2 separate regions of the Homo sapiens genome follow, and region 2 is linked to region 1. A link is a contact called in ENCODE Hi-C or POLR2A ChIA-PET data. All regions are on one chromosome and are shown on one strand. The core of a region is the stretch at or near the end of the contact, and the rest is flanking DNA. Distances in the headings are between cores, read along the strand shown. Region 1 overlaps NAV1 (neuron navigator 1). Region 2 overlaps NAV1 (neuron navigator 1).

Region 1 (3,203 bases), core at 438-2,937:
GTTAAGGGAGAGGTTTGCACTCCTGAACTCCTCCTCCTCGCTCTCACTGCCTTTAAAGAGGTCTGGGTGGTGCTTTGAGTCCTAGGAACAATCCTTTCCCAAGCCCCCCAGCAATGCAGGCTGCCCCTACTATTTTCGGCCCACAGGTCAATGCACTTTGGGTAACTGTACAGCCCCTCTGCCCCTACTACTCTGGCTGCCCAATGCCACTGACCTGGGGCTGCAGCTCTAGAGTGATGAACCACAGTTCTTAGAGGACAGAAAACCTCAGCAGAGGGACCTCTGTTTCTGGAGAATGGAACAGTTTAAGTTGGAGGAAGGGTCTTTGTTTCTGAGGTTGCACATTGTGGCCAAGTTTTCCAAATATGCTTTGAGATCAAAGGGGAGTAAAGAGCTGCAGTGATCCTAGCGCCAATCCCTCAGACTTCCCCCTAGCATGGGGGGCAGACAGATTTTTATTCCCTTTACTCTGTTCTAAGAGGTTTGGGTAGTAAGACTTAGAAAAGATGCACCAGCTCCCAAGCAGACCAGCTCTGAGGGGGAATCAGAGCAAGGCAGACGGTTCTCTCTCACATATTCTTCCATTTCATTCCAGGATGATGTCCCTGGCCAAGCCCTATCCTGGCTCTCCTGTTCTGGTAATGTCCTGAGCCTCCCATCCTCACCACCACCCGAAACGGGGTGAGCACAATGAGTTCTCTAGGGAGGCTCTGTCCACGCAGCTGTGCTGGAGCTGGCCTGGGTCATCTGGGGAACAGCTTACAGTGACGTGCCATAAGGGATTCTCTTTAGCCTCAGCCAGCATGGAATCCTGAGTAAAATGACTTTGTCTCAGCCAAAGGAATGTCATCAGCAGGGGATGTTTTTCTCCAGATCTAGCTGTAAGCTTTCCATAAGGTTTCCTCCTTTGTGGTTTTCTCAGCAGGGAGGGCCTGGAAGGAGGGAGATCTGAGGCCTGAAAGGGGTAGGCACAGGGGTTTACTTGGAGGGACAGGGGTCTTGTGCATGGAGCTGAGCTGTTCCTGAACATTCCCTCGCAGCCCCCCAGAGACCATGTGGCTCCATCCCTCATCCTCATACCTGGAGGCCTGCCCACCCTTCCTTCCACCCTCCTCCCTGTGTGTCTCACCTCACACAGGGACTGGAGGAGCAAACCATAAAGAGAACAAGTCTCAGCCAGTAGCTCAGCTCAGGGGAGAGGCTCTCAGCTGAGTCCCCACTGAACATTCTGGGGTATAGGGTCTCTAAATCACCTCCTTCTTGGGATTGATTCCTGAGCTGCCAGAACCCAACAGAAGGCAAGTTTCCTGCTATAAGTTCCTCTTTCCTTCTTGATGAGGACGGTAAGTCCCACAGTAGTGTCTACCTTACTGCTTCGTGGAGGTTATGGTGAGCTTTTATAGGGGAAGGAGCAGGATCCCAGAAGCGTTGCTACTTAAATAAGTAACATGCAAATTAGCACCTGCTATTTTCAGGTCAGGGCACTTTGGGTAATTGGCAGCAGCACTGAAGAGAAATGTTGTCTGGGAGTTTTTTGTGAAAATATGAAAACACAGCCTCCCCTGTCAATGGGGAGCTTCTGCGCTTGAAGGGGCCCTGACCTTGCCTGTCATGAGGGTGTGGCAGAGTGGAAGGGATATGGTGGCACGGTTGTCTTGACTACAGTGGAGGTGGAGGGTGGGGGATGGGCAATGAAGGGGTGACTCTGAGCATGACTGTAGCCTGGGGTGCAGGGAGTGGGGGGCAGCGGAGGGACACATGGTAGAGGAGGATGACACCTGCTGAAAGGGAGCTGGGAGTCAGGCACTTGTCCAGAAAGAAAACCCAGCCAAAGAGGGAGAGAGGAAAAAGGCCTGTCTATCTCACATAGGCTTCCTCTGTGCTCCTGTGGGGCTTCTCTTCAAAAAGCCCTTAGGAGCCATGATCTCATTTGTCTCCCGTGCCAGCACTCTCACAGCAGCTCTTTACAAGGGGGAAACTGAGGCATAGAAAGTCCAGGAAATGTCCAAAGCAGAGGGCAGAATGCAGGCTAATATGCATGAGGTCCCTCAGCCAGATTCCTGGGAGGGGGTAATTCTCTCTTCCTTCCCACACCTTCCCCACCTCAAAGGATCTCTGGAGTCACCTTGGCTGAGGCCCAAGGTTCTTTTGGCTGAAGTTTCATTTCCAACAGAGACATCGAAAGATAGTTTATGGGAGGCTCTCCTTGTCTCCTGGACAATAATCTCAGAGGTTGATGTGGTTGGTTAGAATGGGGTAAGAAAAAAAGGGAAAGACTTGAGAAGCAGTTTGGTGTGCTCTAAATTCCAGTGTTGCTTGCTTGTGGGTTTCTGGGTTCCAGGGTCACCTGTCTGGGGCCTGATCACATACCCGATTTCCTGGTGAGCCCCAGAAATGAGACCCTTGAGAGGATTAGGGTCCCAAGGTAGGTATCCACAACTCTGTCCACTGACCTGCCCTCATGTCTTCTCGTTCCCATCAATCATAAGGCTATTTCATTCCTCAGATGGAAAAGCCTGTCCTTGAACAAGTTTTGGCCAGTCAGAGAATGTCCCTCTGGGCCTGTGGGTGATAGCTGGGCCTGTGACTCCTCTGCATCCTAGCCAGGCCTAGTTGATAGCATAGTGGCAGAAGCAGGACAATGGGCATTTTACAGCAGAGTGATTAAAAAGAGAAAGAATTAAACCAGAATGGAGGGGCAGGGAAAGGAAAGAGAAAGGAATTGGGAGAGGGACTTCAGTGAATTAACCCTTTCCATACTGTGGCAGGATCAATGGGGAATTACCTGGCCACATCCTTAATCCCAGCTTTCAAAAACCTGCTCCCAGATCCCCCAATGACCCTACTGAATCCTGAGGGAATCATCTGTCGTGACCTTGACAGATGTCTAAGAAAATAATTTCCAGTCTCTGTGTAGAAGTTTTCAAAGCATTTTCACATCCATGAGTTTATTCTATTTTCAAATAACCTAGTGATCTAAGGTGAGGCAGGTACTATTATACTTGCTTTAGAACATTAACAGCAAGAAAGATTAATAATAGAGTGGCCTTGTTTGGCCACAGGTTTAGAAGCCACAGTGACATTGGGTCCAGGTCCAGGCAATGGATTTCTTTACCATTAGCAATGCCTGTGTCTTCCAGAGTTCCTCATGCATGAATGTGGGGCGCTTCTCTCCTTTCCTAGACCAGCATGGCTGCTGTCTT
Region 2 (3,203 bases), core at 378-2,877, 56 kb before region 1:
GTTAAGGAGAGGACCCCTGGGGCTTACAGGTCTCCTCTACTTGCCTTCATGCCCTAGGAAGCTGGGGTCATGCCCCTGGTACTCCTCACTGACCAGTCCAGACATCACACTAAAGGGTATCTAAAGGCCCTCACCTTCTAGAGACTTGATATAGGACTTGGAATACTATGGGCCCAGATAAAAATCTGTAATACTCTTACTTTCCTGCTCCCTGTTCCCTCTCAATCTGTGGCTGGATGTCCTACCTTTGGGTGTGGTTTCTGAGGCATTAAGGGCTCCCTGAATGACTGCCTGGGCCTCAGAGTTCTTTTTCTTCAGAAAGTCTATGGTTTCTCGCAAATCCAGCAGCTCAGTGTCCTAAGAGAGAAATGAAAATAGCGTTGGCTGGGCACGGTGGCTCACACCTATAATCCCAGCACTTTGGGAGGCCGAGGTGGGCGGATCACCTGAGGTCAGGAGTTCAAGACCAGCCTGGCCACCTGGTCTCCATTAAAAATACAAAAATTAGCTGGGCGTGGTGGCGGGCACCTGTAATCCCAGCTACTTGGGAGGCTGAAGCAGGAGAATCGCTTGAACCTGGGAGGCAGAGTTTGCAGTTAGCCAAGATCGCGCCAGTGCACTCCAGCCTGGGTGACAAGAACGAAACTCCATCTCAAAAAAAGAAAACAGCGTCATTAGTTGGGATTAGCAGGAGCCCTGAGCCCTTATGATGTGTCAGGCAATGGGCGAGGCATTGGAATTCTGCAAAACTTGATAGAGAAGGGCAAGGAATTGGGATAAGGAATATGCTCACACTGTATTGGGGGGCAGATTGAGAATCCAGGGTGACAGTGAGGTGGGGAGAAACTGGCATTCATGAGCAAGAACAGATGGTCAGCTTCGGCCTCTCTGTCCAGGAGAACCCCCTCGCCGCACCCACCCCTCCCACCCTTTCCCAGGCCTCTCACCTTCTCCTCGGCCGTCTCTGCCAGGTGTCGCAGGCGGGATGTCATATTCACCAGGCTCTGCTCAAAAGCAGCCACCAGATTAGCCTGAAACAAACACAGAAAGAGATTGCTAAGTTGCATAAGGCTGGGGGAAAGGCAATAACTGACAATGGGAAATAGTTTTAACTGATTTCCTGTATCTCGGAGCTGACCAATGCCAGCAAACCTCTTGGTGGTTAAAAAAATATTGATTTTCCTGAGCAGACAAAGGGGAAATCAAAGAAATTTTCTGGTGGGAACCAGCTTCTTGAATAATGAAGCCAGGTTGAGGGTAGGGCAGGTTTCCAGAGGCTCCTGGAGACTTGAGATCTAAAACCTATCAACTACCAGAGGTAGGACTATCCCTCTGCTCTATGTGATATTTGGTGTGGCCAACTTGGTAGGCGGGCCATAGCCTCTGGGGTCGTTCCTATTATTTTGGTTTAACTCCTGCATTGTGGAGTGGGCCGGCCCCCAAGGGACCAAATAATCTCCTGGCAGAAACTATTTGGTGCGTTTCTTCCTCCTCTGCTACTCCACTGCTTCACCCTTTCTTGCTTTGCAGCTGCTCCTTGTTCCCGGATTCTCCAGGTTTGCAAGGCTGGAAGGAAACTGCAGAGGCATTCCACCGTTTGGCCACTAGGTGTCAGGTCTGTTTCATGAGGAGTGAAGGATACCAAAGGGCTCTCTGGATAAGAGGCAGGCTAGTTCGGAAAGGTGCTCAGTGGAGGAGCTAAGGCCACTTGGTTTGGCATAGTTTGACCTCTAGCTGGCCAACTGGCTGCAAGATGTATAGGCAAGGTAAAGGGAATGAGGCCGGGGGCTAGAAAGGGGAGCACTTGGGGATGGAGAAATAGCCATCGTGAGACTATCTGAGCAAGTTGGTGACCCTAGCAAGAAGTGGGCATACTCTGCGCAGCTCCTTCATGCAGAGCTCTAGGAAATCGACGGCACTCTCATGGCTCCTACTGGCTTACAATTCTCCCTCCCTGTTGGGTCAACTCTAGTTTTCATCCACTGCTCCGCATGTCTGGAGCCTACTTCATAGGACCAGGGCTGGAGGCAATCCCTTTAGTCCAGTTAGAGCCTCCTCTTGCACTTTTACTATAAATCTGTCAAGGCCTGGGCTCTGAGGAGATTATAATATGTCACAACCTGAGCAGTTTCCTTTCACCCACTGTGCAGGCAACATCTGTCTTCTTGACCTCAGGTCTTCTCTGGTTTGCTTCTCTACATCCTGCATGTCTGCTTGTAGACTCCTTGTAGTCCCTGGAAGACTACTCATGAGAGGCCCCAAGAACCCCTGTATGCTCTTCTGTGCTGCCTTTCCCCATCCAGGGGAACCCTTTTGCTCTGGCTGGGCTTTCTCCCCGCTCTCCCCTACACTTCCTCTCCCTACATTGACCCTTCCCTTAATCCCAACCCCAGACTAGGGTACCTGTAAGACCTCAGGGCTAAGCAGTGGTGCTGCAGAAAGGCTAGCATTTGAGAGGGGTAAAGTGGTCTGGGCCCCTACATCTAGGGTGTGCCCTCAGCTTTAGTGGCTAGGAAGTTCCATGGAACATGACAAAAGTTTGGTTTGGAGTCACGGAATCCTGAAGAGAGCTGTGGAACCTTCCTAGAGTCCCAGCATCCCATCTCCTGCTTGAGGGCAGGGTTCTGACCCTCGGCAAAAATCTGCCTTTAAGATGCAGAACCCACCGTGTCTGGGTGTTTAGTTTGTTCTCTCTTAGCCAAATGGAACTTCCTGTTCTAAGAAAAATCACCCTCTAAATTCAATTTCTTGGCTTCAGCCCAGCCTTGACAGCATGGTGGCTGACAGATTGCAGTGTAAATGAATCAGACATAATAATGTTCTCTGCCTCCCTGGCGCCTCTCCCCCCCAGCATCTCCCAGACATGAATTTCCTGGGGTGTGCAGGACGTGACCCAGGCCATTTGCTTTGGTGGGTGTGGCACAAGGGAGAGAAAAGATGGTTCTTGTTTATGTTACAATTCTTATGGGTCCCCCAAGAGTGGGAAAAAGTGCTTAACATGAGCTTCAAACAAACTGGTACAACTTATGAATTGAGGGTTTGGGAAAAGAGAATCGAGAGAATAACTAGTGTGGTGAGGGAACTGCTGCTGAAATGTGTTGGAAACATTCAGAATCTTGGTGGAGATTCTTCTACCTAATTCCGACGGATAGACCCCAGGCCTGACAGCTGGGTTCCCCAGAGAGGAAGGGCAGAGAGAAAAC

Evidence for each region. Hi-C counts contacts between places; a loop is a spot of excess contacts on that map. ChIA-PET counts read pairs that join two places held with the same protein, here RNA polymerase II (POLR2A). Pooled maps may share reads with other maps.
Region 2: a map of heart left ventricle shows a loop between it and region 1 (5-fold over the local background). The contact joins two enhancer-like sites. A Hi-C loop is called at or near these places in 22 of 168 maps with a recorded cell type or tissue (CD14-positive monocyte, HUES64, IMR-90 and 12 more) and 18 of 50 pooled maps. POLR2A ChIA-PET finds 5 or more read pairs at or near these places in 7 of 52 experiments (AG04449, H1, MCF 10A and 4 more).

The regions. Positions count from the first base shown.
Region 1 is chr1:201,735,460-201,738,662 of GRCh38, reverse strand. All of the region lies in intron 7 of NAV1 (neuron navigator 1), which reads right to left. All of the region lies in intron 2 of IPO9-AS1 (IPO9 antisense RNA 1), which reads left to right. All of the region lies in intron 1 of LOC124904483 (a long non-coding RNA gene), which reads left to right. Among named protein-coding and RNA genes, the nearest start is that of MIR5191, 18 kb to the right of the region's middle. RefSeq lists enhancers at 267-816, 817-1,368. Within about 2 kb of position 1,687, at least 5 of the 41 ENCODE cell types and tissues checked have a DNase peak (open chromatin) inside an H3K27ac peak, as active enhancers do; they include heart right ventricle, where a contact is called at or near this core.
Region 2 is chr1:201,791,620-201,794,822 of GRCh38, reverse strand. NAV1 (neuron navigator 1) reads right to left here. Exons shown (of 34, transcript NM_001389617.1): 18 at 948-1,031; 19 at 246-357. The region is part of intron 2 of IPO9-AS1 (IPO9 antisense RNA 1); the gene reads left to right. Among named protein-coding and RNA genes, the nearest start is that of MIR1231, 15 kb to the left of the region's middle. Within about 2 kb of position 1,627, at least 11 of the 41 ENCODE cell types and tissues checked have a DNase peak (open chromatin) inside an H3K27ac peak, as active enhancers do; they include heart right ventricle, where a contact is called at or near this core.